Regions from separate parts of the Homo sapiens genome. Here region 2 is linked to region 1. A link is a loop called in an ENCODE intact Hi-C map of the cell type or tissue named here. Cell type or tissue: endothelial cell of umbilical vein. All regions are shown on one strand. Links, peaks and the distances in the headings refer to the core of each region. The heading gives the core; the rest is flanking DNA.

Region 1 (7,652 bases), core at 1,338-6,337:
ATTCGAAGAAGGATACTTGTGAAAGTAAAGGGAGGCTCTATTAATAATTTCACTGGATTAATAGGCATAAATCAGAGCTGTCCTAGCACATCAGGATGTATAGTCTTATTACAGGTAGGAAACTGAGGTTCCAAGGGGGTGGGAAGTCCTCCTAAGAGGAGGGGTCAGACTGGAAGCTACACAAAAAGAGGCAGAAATGTCCCTCCGCCTCTTAATCGGAGCCTGGGGAAACAAACACACTCGTGCAAAATCTCCAAAGAGGTGAGCTCTTCACCCTGTCAATTTTATCTGCCTCGTGAACCCCAGGGCTCAGGCTCCAGGCCCGGGCTAGCTCACACAACAGCAGAAGGGCCTTAGGTCTGGGCACTGAGCCAAAAAAAGGGAGGCTGTGGTCCCTGCTTTGGTTACCCTGCCGGGTCTGAGCGCCAAATCGGATCTCCTACTTCTCTCTCCCTCCCTCCCTCTGTTCCTGGACTGGGGGCAGGCCCTTCTGCTAACAGAAAGCCTTCCAGTCGGAGAAAGCTCTGACAGCCTGCCGCGATAAAGGGCCCTGGGGGCGTGAGGAGAGCAAGGGGCTCAAAATCAGAACCCAGCGTGACGACAGTGCCTCCATGACTGTGCTCCCGCAATGCGCAGGCTCCATGTCCTGGCGCCCGCCCGCCCATGGACCCGGCGGGGGCTTCCAGGCTGGGCTCAGCCATTACGCCGGCGTGCGGGGGAGGAAACTCGCCTCCCGGGCACTCGGTTGTCTCCTGCCCCCGCCCCTCCCTCCGATCCGGGCCCATCTCTGACGTAGTGTGACCTTGCTCATCCCTTCCAGGCTGTGGGCCTGTTTTCCCTGTGCAAGATGAGGGTCCTGGCTGTCCTGAGGACGCTGTCCGGGCGCCGCCAGGGGTGACCGAATTCAGCTCTGCTAGGACTGTTGGGAAATGAGCTCCCTGTCGGCGTGTGCCAGCCGCCTGCGCGAGGCGCCACAGGAGAGGGCGCGCTCCTGTCGCTCTGCCGCCCCCAGAAGTTTCCCGGGAACCGACTCCACTGACTCGCCCCTCCGCGCCCCACGCGTGGCAGCCTAAGCTCAGCCTCCAGATTGGAGGAGACCGCGGAGGGAACCCTGCTGGGGTCTGGGCCCGGGGCCACGCGGCCCGAGCAGATCGAGGGCCGACCCCTCCGAGAACTCGCTCTCTGGCCTCGGCTCCTCCCTTGCGCCCGCCCTCCCACGTGGGGCCCAGGTCTGGGAATCAGCGCTCGGGGGTGGCTGGGGACAACCGAGAACGAGCTTCTTCCCCGGCACGCGGGCGGAATGGCTGAGCCCAGCCTGGAAGCCCCCGTCAGGTCCTTGGGGGCGGGCGGGCGCGCGAAGCACAGGGCGGAGACAGCCGGGAGCCCAGCCTCCCGGGCTGGGCCGCCCTCCCCTTCCCCGCGCCCGGCCGGGGATGGGGGTGTGGTCCCAAGTGTACAGTGGCATCAAGCTCAGCGCGAGCTCCCGGGAACGCTCCAACGCCTTCAGCCTGTTTCCCAGGAACGGTCCCCGGCTTCGCGCCCCAATTTCTAACAGCCTGCCTGTCCCCCGGGAACGTTCTAACATCCTTGGGGAGCGCCCCAGCTACAAGACACTGTCCTGAGAACGCTGTCATCACCCGTAGTTGCAAGTTTCGGAGCGGCAGTGGGAAGCATGCGGGACTACGACGAGGTGATCGCCTTCCTGGGCGAGTGGGGGCCCTTCCAGCGCCTCATCTTCTTCCTGCTCAGCGCCAGCATCATCCCCAATGGCTTCAATGGTATGTCAGTCGTGTTCCTGGCGGGGACCCCGGAGCACCGCTGTCGAGTGCCGGACGCCGCGAACCTGAGCAGCGCCTGGCGCAACAACAGTGTCCCGCTGCGGCTGCGGGACGGCCGCGAGGTGCCCCACAGCTGCAGCCGCTACCGGCTCGCCACCATCGCCAACTTCTCGGCGCTCGGGCTGGAGCCGGGGCGCGACGTGGACCTGGGGCAGCTGGAGCAGGAGAGCTGCCTGGATGGCTGGGAGTTCAGCCAGGACGTCTACCTGTCCACCGTCGTGACCGAGGTGGGTGCCAGGCCGAGACCGTTGACCCGGGAGTGCCTGACCCTCCCTCTGCGTCAGCCCCCCTTGAGACTCCCTGCGCAGTGCCCGGGTCAGCGCTCCCCTCCCCCTCAAACCTGCTGTTCATACTTCCAGCAGCGGGTGTGCACCCCAAGAAAGAATAGGACTCACGCGAGGCGCATTCCTGGGTCGTTTCTGTCCAATAAGGAGGTGATGGAGAAAGGAGTTTGTCACCAACTGTCTTTTCATTTCCGATTTTCACAACAAATGAAGTTTCCTAAGAACCTAGATGTTGCGTTGGGGGAAGCGCAGCCCCAGGCTACCCAGACGCACTGCCTGAGTCACCTTCCTGCCAGGCATGGGAGGAGGGGTGTGAGGGACCTTGTTACTGGGCAGGGCGGGGCCAAATCTTGTCTGTTCCCTGGCCACAGACTTCTGGAGGCATCAGGAGGTGTACTGCCGTACCATATACTTGTGAGGTTTGGGGTCCTTTCCTGAGGCCCCAGTTTCTCTAAGACAGCAGATGGCCTCCTGAGGCTCATTGGGTGCAAGGAAGCACAGAAGGCGAAACCCCAGCTGGAAGCCCTGGCCCTCAGGGACCTCTCTGAGCACAGGGTGAGTTGGCAGGCAGGGGCTGTAGCCCCTCAGCACCCTGCGTGGTTAGTGGCAGGTTTTCTAAGTTCCAGGAATGAGGATGCACACACACTTCTCCCGCTTTTGCTGCTTCACATCTGGTAAGGACCTGGGTCAGGATACACCTTTCTTCTGAGGAGAGCATCCTCATGGAGCTGTTGCCTGCTATTGGTCAGGCAGGTAGGATTTCCCTGCTGCTAGTCCCTCCTCTGCCTCATGCTCCTCCCAAGAAAAACCTGAGTGGCCTCTGCTAGTCCCTTATCCCTTTCCCTCAGCACGGTATAGCGGTCATCAGACATTGTGTCTGGCCTTGTGCTGAGCACTAAGGTGTGGACATCTGGTGTGTGGAGCCTACCCTCAGATGCCCATGGGGCACACTGGCTGTGTTACTGAGAAGGCTAACATTAACCCTGGTTAGCAATAGGGTTCTGGAACCCAAATTCAAGTCCTGCCTTGCTTGCTATGTGACCTGGGATAAATAAATCACCCTCTCTGTGGGACAATAGGTGGAGGAAATACTCCAAGAAGGGGTGATATGATTTTAGCTGATTCTGAAAATGTGAGCAAGACCTGTCTAGGCAAGAGTATGGGAAATTCAGGTAATGGAATTCTCATATATCGGAGTGGCTGGAACTCAAGGGATGACAGATATGACAAATGAGACTAGAAATGGCCACAAGGGCTAGTTCATAGTGGCCTTCTATGTATACTGAGGAGCTGACTTTATTCGGAGGACAGTGAGAAAATAGTAAGCATTCTAAGGCCAGGTTCGTGCTTTTGGAAAGAGCTCACTCTAGCTGCTATGATAAACAAGAAGACCAGTGAGGAAGTTTTGAAACTCTCCTCTGCAAGAGAATGGTGGCCAGCCAGGCGTGGTGGTTGTCGAATCTGTGGCACCTGTGGGAAGTGGGCTCAGCCCAGGGACTGCCTTTGGATCCCCCAGCATTGGCACCATACCTACCCTGGGCCCTAAGGTGGCCATGCTTCTCTGGATTTGCTTCCCTAGCAGGGGCTCTAGTGCTTGCCCACTCCCTGCCCACAGCATGGCCTGGGAGCAGCTGAGACTGGGGGCCAGCTCATCCCGCGTCGATTCCTGGAAGTGTTATCAGTGCCTGTTATGGAGGCTGGACCCATGAGTGGCAGCCTTCCCTGGCAGCTGGGCTGACCTGTCTGCTTTTCCATTGCTCGCTGGTTTTGTTCACTGTAGGGCGTGAGGGGTGAGTAGCTGCTGGCCTCCAAGTCCATAGCTACTCATGTTGTACGCTGTTCACAGGGACCTCTAAGGATGTACATCATCACACATTCACACACATGCACCAGGATTTGCTTTTTTTGGCAGCTTTTCCCTTCCTGGCTTCCTTTTTGAGTGGTGGAAGTAAAATAAAAAGCAACTAGGGGCTGGGCACAGTGGCTCACGCCTGTAATCCCAGTACTTTGAGAGGCTGAGGCGGGCAGATTACTTGAGGTCAGGAGTTTGAGACCAGCCTGGCCAACATGGTGAAACCCCGTCTCTACTAAAAATACAAAAATTAGCTGGGAGTGGTGGTGCACCCCTGTAGTCCCAGCTACTCGGGAGGCTAAGGCAGGAGAATCACTTCAACCTGGGAGGCGGAGGTTGCAGTGAGCTGAGATCACACCACAGCACTCCAGCCTGGGTGACAGAGCCAGACTGTGTCTCAAAACAAACAAACAAACAACAACAACAACAAAAAACTGGGCTCTGGTGGTTGGGAGGAGGAGGGAAGGAAGCAAGTACCAGGGTAAGCAGGATGGATGGATGGCTCTCCCCCAGAGGGGCGGCAGCACACAGAGTTCTGGAGTCAGACTCAGTAGAGGGCCAGTTTTGACTCCACTGCCAACCACCTGGCTGACTCCAGGCAGGTTACATCACTGATGAAAGCCTCAGTTTCCTTGTCTATAAATTGGGGGTACAAGCGATGAAAAGAGGCTCAACATCACTAATCACTAGGGAAATGCAAATGAAAATCATAAGGAGGTACCACTTTGTACCCTTAAAAATAGTTACTACAAAAAGAAAAAAAAAACACCCAGAAATCCACTTTGGGAGGCCGAGGCAGGAGGATTGCTAGGGGGCAGGAGTTCAAGACAGCACTGGGCAACATAGTAAGACCCCATCTCTACAAAAAATAAATAAAAAATTAGCCAGGCATGAGGGCATGTGACTGTAGTTCCAGCTTCTCAGGAGGCTGGGGCAGGAGGATCACTTGAGCCCAAGAGTTTGAGGTTGCAGTGAGCTATGACCATATCTCTGCACTCCAGCCTGGGTGACAGGGCAAGACCCCACCTCTAAAAAAGTGTTGTTGTTGTTTTTAAACACAGAAAATAACAAGTGTTAGTGAGGATGTAGAGAAATTGAAACCCTTGTTCATTCCTAGTGGGAGTGTAAAATGGTGCAGCCACTATGGAAAATAATGTGGTGGTCCCTAAAAAAATTAAAAATAGAATCACCATATGATCCAGCAATACTAATTCTGGATATATGTCTAAAATAATTGAAACAGGGTTTCAAAGAGATATTTGTACACCATGTCTATGGTAGCATTATTCACAATAGTCAAAAGGTGAAAGCAACCCAAGTGTCCTTCCACAGACAAATGGATAAACATAATGTGGTATATGCGTACAATGGACGATTATTCAGCTTTAAAAAGGAAGGACATGCTACAACGTGGATAAACCTTGAGGAGACTACGCTTAGTGAAATAAGCCAGTCACAAGACAAATTATTTTCTGATTTCACTACAGGAGTAGTCACACTCACAGAAGCAGAAAGTAAATGGTGGTTGCCAGGGACTGGAAGAAGGAAGGAGTAGGGAGTCGTTGTTTCATGGGTATAGAGTTTCAGTTTTGTAAGATGAAAGTAGTGTTGGAGATTGATTGCACAACAGTGTGAACGCTTCTGAACTGTACACTTAAAAATGGCTAAGATGGTAAACTGTATATTATGTGTACTTTATCTCAGTTTTCAAAATGGGGATAATAAGAGAAGCCACCTTATCTGAGTTGTTGGGAGGACTCAGTGAGATAATGCCCCATGCCCCATCCGGTGGTGGCCAGCACAGAGTGTGGCACCAGCAAAGAGTGTGGCACCAGCAAATGGGCTTCCTAGGTGGTGGTGAGGAGTGGTAAAGGCAGAAGCTCAGCACCTTCTTTGCCTTCTCCACTGGCTGGGGACAGTGGGCATGGTGGGAGCTGTTCTAAAGTCCAGGTTGTGGCCTGTGTAATAGGTGATGGGACTTGCTGGAGGCTGAGCCCCTCTCCCCACAGTGGCAGTTCCAAGCCTCAGAGAATAGAACACAAGTCCAAACCCATACTGACTTGGCCAGTGCCAGTGTACAGGGCCAAGCCCAGGGCCCCTGAGAAGGTTCTCTGCATCCCAGTTGGCACAACACAGGTAGTGGGACTGTCCTCAGATTGTGTCTTTGCCTTATACTGCCGTGCCAGGATCTCCCAATGGGCATATCTTTGGGGACAGACAAGTCTGCCTGAACTGCCCCCCAACACCTCTTCACAGGAGGACAGGGTTAGCCAGGAACCAAGGATGGCATGCTGTGCTGTAGAAATGCCTTTCATAGTATGCCAGGAGGTAGCAATAAGGTGTCTGAGTTGGGGTTTGCGTGAGTGCATTCGTCTGTGTGTGTACATGTGTATAAGGTAGTTTCCTTCTTCAGGGGTTGATTGTGAGGTCCAAGTTTTTCAACCTGTGCAGTTACTAAGAGTCAAATTATTTTTCGTTTTATTTTATTTTATTTTATTTTATTTTATTTTATTTTTTTGAGATGGAGTTTCTTTCTTCGTTCTTGTTGCCCAGGGTGGAGGAGTGCAATGGTGCCATCTCGGCTCACTGCAACCTCTGCCTCCTTGGTTCAAGCGATTCTCCTGCCTCAGCCTCCCGAGTAGCTGGGATTACAGGGGCCTGCTACCATGCCCGGCTAGTTTTTTGTTTGTTTGTTTGTTTGTTTTTTGTATTTTTAGTAGAGACAGGGTTTCACCATGTTGGCCAGGCTGGTCTCGAACTCCTGACCTAAGGTGATCCACCTGCCTCGGCCTCCCAAAGTGTTGGGATTACAGGCGTGAGCCACCGCGCCTGGCGATTATTTTTTAACTTTATTTTGAAATAACTTTTGATTTAGAGAGAAGTTTGAAAATAGTACAGAGATTTCACATATACCCTTCATCTAGCTTTCTCTGATGTTAACAATTTAAATACGCGTTATGCATTTATCCAAACCAGGAAATTAACATTGGTTACAATAGTAATAACTGAACTACAGACTTTGTTTGGATTTCACCAGTTTTTCTACTACTGCCCTTTTTCTATCGTAGGATCCCATCCAAAATCCCATGTTGTATTTAGTTGTCATGTCTCAGTCTCCAATCTGTGATTGTTCCTTAGTCTTTCCTTATCTTTCATGATCTTGACATTTTTATGAGTATTTTGATGAATGCTCCTCAGTTTGGGTTGGCATGATTTTTCTCACAATTAGATTGCGTTATGCACTTTTTGGTAATGATACCTTAGAAGTGATGCATTCTCTGGGCATCATACCAGTGGGTACATGATGCTGATGTGTCTTATTACTGGTGATGTTAACCTTGATCATTTGTCAAGTTGGTGTCTGTGGAATTTCTCTGCTGTAAAGGTACTATTTTTTCCTCTGTCACTAATAAATATCTTAAGGGAGGTTCTTCGAGATTATACAAAATCCTGTGTCTCCTCAAATTTTTATTCACTGATTTTAGCATTCATCACTAGGTCTTGACTGAAACAATTATTACTGCAGTTTGCCTAGTGATGATTTTGCATTTTCTGATTCCTTCAACATTTATTAATTGGAATTCTTCTGAGAAGAAGAGCTTCCCCTCCACATCTATTTATTAATGTATGCAATTGTTAACTTATATCAGTACAGGTTCATACATACTTATTTTATTT
Region 2 (7,442 bases), core at 766-5,765, 530 kb after region 1:
AGACACTTACACTTCCCCTCCCTGGTCACACCGTCACAAGCGCTGGCATCCCCCAGATTTTGGCAGAGTCACCTTGGGATCAGAGGTGGCAGAGGAAGTAGGACCAGTCCCAGGGAGCACCTCTGAAGGTTGAGGGCCCAGCTCAGGGGAAGGAATTGGGACCAGCTCATTCCCTGCCAGGCTCCCCTTGCCCACACAAGCAGCCTTTACCCTGAGACCTCCTGGAACGCTGAGAATGTACCCATGTTCCTTTCCTCCCCAACCCTGTTCCACCCAGGCTGCTTCCTGGCCGTTCTGTTGGCTTCTCCATGTGATCTTTCCCTGATAAACAATGGTCAAGAACACTCTTGTGACCTCAGGGGAGCTAAGAAAGGAGGGGTGGGGGAAGACCCAGGGCAAGGGGCAGAGGCAGCTTCACAGCCTTCCTCCCTCCCTCTGTGCCTGTTATGTTCCAGGTGCTTTATATAAATATTTATTTTGATCGTTGCAACTGCTGTCTGCATTTTACAGACAAGGACAATGAGGTTCTGAGAGGGAAATGATTTGTCCAGGGCCACACAGCTGGGACGTGGCAGAAGCCTGCCTGGAATCCAGGCCTGCCTCCACGCTCACTGCAGCCAGAATCAATTTCCTAGAAGCAAGCCCTGCTGAAAGGCAGTTTACCATCCCTCCTGTTCCCCAACAGCCTGAATCCTCCAAGGAAGCCCACACTCCACTATGGGAAAGTCACCCCTACCTCCCCATACACTATTGGCAGATTCCAAAATAATCTGGCCCCCACTTCTCAAACTCTGCCTTTCGTCTAGGAATGATGGGCCGACCCCCATCTTTGCCCTGCTTCTATTCTTGCTTCTCCTGTAGGACTCAGCTTAGAGGTCTCCTCACTTTTTGGGACTCCTACAGTGTGCTGAGCTGACCCCCACCCCACACTGTCCCTGTTGGCTTGCTTCTGATTCCCTCCTCCCATTCCCACCCCTGAGCTTCCTGAGAATGGGCCCTGCTCTTCCTCATTGCTGCACTCTCAGTGCCCAGCAGAGTCCCTGGCATACAGTCAATGTTAAATATTTGGGCCGGGTGCAGTGGCTCACGCCTGTAATCCCAGCACTTTGGGAGGCCGAGGTGGGCGGATCACTAGGTAAAGAGATCAAGAGCATCCTGGCCAACATCGTGAAACCCCATCTCTACTAAAAATACCAAAAATTAGCTGGGCGTGGTGGCACACGCCTGTAGTCCCAGCTACTCGGGAGGCTGAGGCAGAAGAATCGCTTGAACCCGGGAGGCGGAAGTTGTAGTGAGCCGAGATCGCGCCACTGCACTCCAGCCTGGCGACAAAGTGAGGCTCTGTCTCAAAACAAAACAAAACAAAACAAAACAAAACAAAACCCCAAATATTTGCTGAATGTCAAGGGAAATAACAGATTTGCAGGGAGTAGATGTAGGGGTGGCCTTGGTAGAGAAGGAAGAGAGTTCCTTAGCTTCTGCGCACGCTTCTTCCCTCCCTATTAGTCTTTTCTGGGGAAGAGGACAGAATGGGTGAAGCACTTGCCACCATAGACACTGGCCAGGTTCCTCATGCAATATTAGGTACGAACAGAGCAGGCAAGCACAGCTTGGGGCAGGACTCACCAGAAATCAATCCCTTCTGGTCCTGGGAGGGGGATCAAGGGTAAGAGTTGAGTGGGTGTGCCTGGGTCAGGGTAAGAGAAATTTTGAGGCTTGGGAAAGGGCAGTGTTGAGGTTTGGGGCTCCCTATGAACTATGGAGACTTTTGGGCGCTGGCCTCCATTCTCTGAGCTGCTTGGTAGGGAGTGCAGAGTAGGGTGGCCCACGGCTAGGGTGAGGACCAAAAAGCAGGCTTATTTGAGCCTCCTAGACACTATCTGGAGCTCAGAGTCACCCTCCACCCACGTCCCTGAGGCCCAGGATGTTACAGATTGCTGGTTAGGGCAAGGATGGGGGTTAGTGGTAGGAGGATATGGTGTTTCCTAAAAGGGAAAGGCAGTACCTACAACATTCCCAGGAGAGGCTCTCAGCAGACCTAGGACCAGAACATCTTGATGTCACCCACCTGGGGGCATTTGTATATGCCTACTAAGCCCAGGAGCTTAGCCCTCACACTTAGGGTTGGGGACCTCTTTTGCAAAGTATTTCCACTCTAAACTTTAGGAGGACAAGAAACTACTCTGAGTAGCAGCTCCTGGGAGGACAGTCCCCTCATCTAGGAAGCCCACCCGACTGCTCAGACATTAGCCCTTTCTCTTCCTACTCTTTCTGAGTCCAGCTTGGGAGCACTAGCTCATGTCACCCATCCTGCCCATTTTGGCTTGCTGCAGCTACAGATGGGGATCACCAAACACAAGATGTTTCCTCAAAAGAGGTCTTGAAAATCTATGAAAATCTATCTTATTTGTGAGTTACTATGTTAAAGGATTCTGAATTCAGCAAATAAAAACAGCTTGAATGGGCAATAAAAATGTGTCTACACATGTGTTTCCTTATTGACTGTAACTTGTTGAAGATGCTTTTGCACTGGTGGCCCTATCAGGTTGATGTTCACGCAGGCTCCTCACAGTGGGTGCTTTGCAGAACCTACCATGCCAAGAGGGCCCAGCTGCTTTGGTGTGTTTTGGGGGGCCTCAGCACAAAACAACAAGGCATTTTCATACTTGTCTGGCTGCAGGGAGCCTCTTGCAGTCCAGCCAGCCCCTGTGGCTGGGGGTAGCCCTACCTTAGGGGTCCCTGCCTCAGTGGCAGTGGTACCTGTGGGCTGGGCTGTTATGCCTGTGCCGGCTGCTGAAAGGGAGTTCAGAGGTGGAGCTCAAGGAGCTCTGCAGGCATTTTGCCAAGCCTCTCCAGAGCAGAGGGAGCAACCTAGACTCCCCGCTAGAAAGACACCAGATTGGAGTCCTGGGAGGGGGAGTTGGGGTGGGCATTTGATGTATACTTGTCACCTGAATGAAGGAGCCAGAGAGGAAGGAGACGAAGATGAGATTGGCCTTCAAAGCTAGGGGTCTGGCAGGTGGAGGCACCAGTCTGAAAGGAGGAGCTGGGGCTGAGGAATTGTCAAGGGGGCCAGTGCTCCTTCAGTCTGGGCTTCATGGTGTCTGTGACAAGTCAGGCAGCAGTTGGGATGTGGCTCTGGAGTTCAGCAGGGGAGGGTAGACCAGGCAAGACCCAGGTTTTTAGTTAGAGGTTACTGGGGAAATAGCTGAAGACAGTTTCCGGTGGATAAAATCACACCAAGGCAATGGGAACAGATCCAAGTAAGGCGACCGAGGAGGCACAGGAGAACGGACAGCCTCAAATACAACGAATGATCAGGATTTACATCATACCTCCCTCAAGGCCACCTCACATCTGACCTCTCTGTGGAGGGGCTATCCAGGCCGCCCCTCCCAGCGGGTCTTCCCTCAGTACTGGGCTCACTGTGTAGGCGCTGTCTCCCTGTCAGACTGAGTTCCTGGGTACTGGACCACGTCTCAAAACCCAGTACCCGCAGCTGGGTCTGGCTAGGCGGACGTTCTGGGAAGTTCACCGGCTCTCCCTGTCCCCAGCGTCCCCCGTTCTCCCAGCCTGTCCGCGCTGACAGCGCACCCCACGCAGCATCCACGCTCCGAGTGTGCGACTGGTTTACGGGCTCATCGGTCGCTGCACCCCAGATGCAGAGTCTCTGGAGACCCGAGCTCCGTGCCATGCACAGGAAATGCAGGAAGCTGGCGACACCCGGGGAGAGGCGGCCGCGGGCGTGGACAGACCCGGTTACCTGGGGTTCAATCTCTGGGAGCCGAGGCACGGGAGGGAGAGAGGCGCAGGCCCCGGCGGCCGCAGGGGGCGGCAGAGACACGCGGAGCGGCTCGACAGCAGATGGCCGCAGCCCCGCGCAGTTCTGGGCCTTTCCCGTTGGGTTCACCGTCGGGGAAGGATCGCGCGCAGGGGACAGCGCGAGCCCGGGAGGGAAGGACCCGGCTTCTCCAGATGCTTGGCGACAAAGGGCAGGAGCGGAGGGTGGCGGAGTGAGACCGCGCTGCCCGCCGGCGCCACACGCGGCGCGCCCAGCCGCGCCCCTGAGCCGCGCCGCCAGCTTAGAGTGGGCCGCCTCTCCGCCCTGCAGCTCTGCAGCTGGGAGAGGCGCGCTGGGGTCCGACTCCACTGGCGCAACCTGACGCGGCGCCGAGCCAGACACGTCCCGGCCGAACGATGCCCGGGCTGCCCCGCGACCACCGCCTCGCCGCCCGCTCTTCACCCCCGTCCGCCCGCAGCCCCGCCGGCCTCCCGGGGGAAGCGGACCCAGCCGCCCGCTTCCCGCTCCCCCGCCCCCGCCGCGTACCTGAGGCTCCCGCCGAGACGCGCTCCTGGGCCGTCGCAGCCGCGCGGTGACATCAGAGCCCCGGGCTCTGACTCCGACCCCACCTCCAGGCTCCGGCCGCGGCCTCAGGGGAGGCGCCACGTCCGGCCGCGGGGGCGGGAGCCGCAGCCTCTTGGTAGCGTCCGCGCGCCGGCCCAGTCCCAGGTCTGAGGGTGGACAGTGCGTTCCCGCGCGGGCCACAGGCCTCTTGCCCCAGGCCGGAGAAACCTGAGCGAGGTGGTGGGAGGGCGACTACGGCGACCGCCCACCGGCCTCCAGCGCGTCCGTGATGCTCGGGGGCCGGGTCCCTCGGGGCCTGACACCTCCCTCGGTGGGGAGGTCCAGGGCGGGCCCTTAGGCGCCTGACGGCTACCCGCTTTCCCCCCCAAGCCCGGCCAAGAAAACAGAGCTGCCAGGGCCTCGTGCCTCCCACCTGTCCCGCTGAGTAACTCGGCCCTTGATCAACTCTACCCCCAGACCCCCATTTCCAAAACTCTTCCAGCTCTTTGACTCCCACCATGGGCTCTTGTCTCCTGTTCCCTGTCCCATTTCTTTCCATTTCTCCCACTACCCAGCATGGTCTGGGCCCTCCAGCCTGCTACCGGGGTGGGGGAGAGGGGGGCGGAGCACGGGGAAGCCCCTGGACTTGTGTGCACCTTAGCTGTCCTGAGTGTGTCCTTAGGGAGCTGGACATATGCATACCCACTAAGGCTGGACACTGGCGCTCGAGGCCCTCACCTTCCAGGATCTCCATTTTCCAAAGAACGCTCTGCCTGCACCTGCCACTGAGCTCTCCTTGCTGTGTCCTCAGGCTCCCCTGCCCCGACTTCCCAAACTCTGTCCTATGAATACCACTCTGCCAAGAAATGCTCCGTTCCTGAGAGGGGCTGGGGACCCTTTGATGAGCCTCTCCGGCTCTCAGGTCTCTGCCTTTGTCCTCCGCTGCCCTCCCGCTCCCACAGGATCAACAGGGCTGGGCTCAGGGGCTGTGTCCTCCCATGGTAGTATCCCTGGCAAATAAAGGTTTATTGGTGTTAATAACCAGGACTCTGAACTCTGGCCAAGAGTCAAGGTTGCCACTTCCTAGGGACACTGGGAGCCTGAGGAACTCTGTCTTCTTGGGTCTTCTTGGGTTCGGAGGCAGGAGACACCTGAGCCCGACTTCTGAGAGTGGTGCCCGCTGGGCCCTGCTCCTTCTTCAACACCATCTGGACTCAGGCACCAGCTTCAGCTGGAGCGCTAGGCTTTAAGACAGTGCCTAAGAACCTTTCGGCTTTGAAAGACTTTTGTTGTTTGTTTTGCTTTTTTGAGACAGAGTCTCCCTCTGTCGCCCAGGCTGGAGTGCAGTGGCCGGATCTCTGCTCACTGAAACCTGCGCCTCCCAGGTTCAAGCAATTTTCCCTGCCTCAGCCTCCCAAGTAGCTGGGATTACAGGCACCGGGCACCACGCCCAGCTAATTTTTGTATTTTTAGTAAAGACGGGGTTCGCCATGTTGGCCAGGCTGGTCTCAAACTCGTGACCTCAGGTGATCCACCCACCTTGGCCTCCCAAAGTGCTGGATTACAGGCATGAGCTACCGCACCCGGCCTGAAAGACTTTTAATATTTTTAAGACCCTGATCCACAGAGTCTCACAGCAGCATCAAAATAGAAGAAAGACAGCCCAGCAAACAACAACAAAAAATTTTTAATTGCTCATGTTGGCTGGGGCGGTGGCTCATGCCTGTAATCCCAGCACTTTGGGAGGCCAAGGTGGGCAGATTGCTTGAGCTCAGGAGTTCGAGACCAGCCTCGGCAACATGGCGAAGCCCTGTCTCTACAAAAATACAAAAAAAAATAGCTGGACGTGGTGGCACGCACCTGTAGTCCCAGCTACTTGGAAGGCCTAGGCACAAGAATCGCTTGAACCGAGGAGGCATAGGCTGCAGTCTGCCGAGATCACGCTACTTCATTCCAGCCTGGGCAACAGAGTGAGATTCTGTCTCAAAAAAAAAAAAAATGGTTATGTTTTTTACTTATATTTCTTGAAAACTATGGGGACACAGTGTCCAGAACAATTCTATTAACCCACTCCACCCACCTACCACTCACCTCTTGCACACACTACAGCACCTCTCTGCTAGGGACCATGAGGACGCAGTCCAGAGCGATTCTTATTAACCCACTCCACCCACCTACCACTCACCTCTTGCACACACTAAGCAACTCTCTGCTAGGGACCATGAGGATGCAGTCCAGAGCGATTCTTATTAACCCACTCCACCCACCTACCGCTCACCTCTTGCACACACTAAGCAACTCTCTGCCTAAGTCCCCAGAAAACTGAAATCCCACCTACCCACGTCTCTCTTAACCTCTTCTGTTCTGAGAAAGAGAAAAGTAACCCCTAACATCTGAAAGGCCCAGCTGGACCTTGGTGTTGCCAGAATTTGACCTGACATTCACAGCAAGGCCTTACTGTTGTCCCATTGGACATAAGCCATTTCACAGGGCATCAATGTGAGACAGGGCCGTTCTTTAACAATGATGGATCAAGACAAAAACAACAGCACTCTAATCATGTCTAACACATACAAAAGCATGAACATTGTCCAAGTCACAAAAATGACCTAGCTAATGAGTGCCTGCTGTCCTAGCTAATGTGAGTACCTGCTGCTTCTTTACCAATTGCAGCTTTAGCCTCACTCTAATCATTCCTCTTTCTAGATAAGATTTATTAATATACCCAATCATAGAATTACTCTTGCTTCTTGACAGCATCCAGCACAAAGGAAAGTTCTGCTTCTTTAACCCTCTTGAAAAGCACTAACCCAAACCCAGATCCTCTAAGTCCTTTCCAATGCTCTCTTCCTGAGATGCCACGTGGTTTCCCATGCTACGTGTCCTCTCTCACTTCAACAAGCAATGAACCCAACTTGTTCAACTACAGGTGTGCTCGTGGTGGTCTTTGGCTAGGGGGCACTGATACTTCCTATCTCATTATTACAAAAGCACAGAGAATCTTGGAGAAGAGAAGGGGGAAGAAACTGCCACAAAGCTGGAGTCTCCCTTAGTGATGGTGGTTGGGGGGTGAGTGTGCATGGAGAGGGTGGAAACA

What was found. A loop is a pair of places that touch in the nucleus more often than their neighbours do. Peaks named below come from ENCODE experiments on the same cell type or tissue, not always from the same donor. Only the 100,000 strongest peaks of a DNase experiment are listed, where the experiment ranks them.
Region 2: a loop joins it to region 1, with 2.1 times the contacts of the local background. A loop is called at or near these places in 2 of 110 quality-filtered maps.

What each region holds. Positions count from the first base shown.
Region 1 is chr5:132,292,945-132,300,596 of GRCh38, forward strand. SLC22A4 (solute carrier family 22 member 4) reads left to right here and starts at 1,450. Exons shown (of 10, transcript NM_003059.3): 1 at 1,450-2,065. The coding sequence starts at 1,673. RefSeq lists enhancers at 423-1,041, 858-907 and silencers at 1,138-1,497, 1,568-1,617. In endothelial cell of umbilical vein, for the core only: no CTCF peak of the experiment used is centred there; DNase peaks (open chromatin) are centred at 2,397 and 3,977; H3K4me3 peaks cover 1,732 bases; H3K27ac peaks cover 3,294 bases.
Region 2 is chr5:132,826,267-132,833,708 of GRCh38, forward strand. It overlaps SHROOM1 (shroom family member 1), which reads right to left and starts at 4,381. Exons shown (of 10, transcript NM_001172700.2): 1 at 4,328-4,381; 2 at 1,195-1,341; 3 at 11-321. RefSeq lists silencers at 3,750-4,059, 4,270-4,689. In endothelial cell of umbilical vein, for the core only: a CTCF peak has its summit at 3,813 (motif pointing right); a DNase peak (open chromatin) is centred at 3,875; H3K4me3 peaks cover 1,663 bases; H3K27ac peaks cover 427 bases.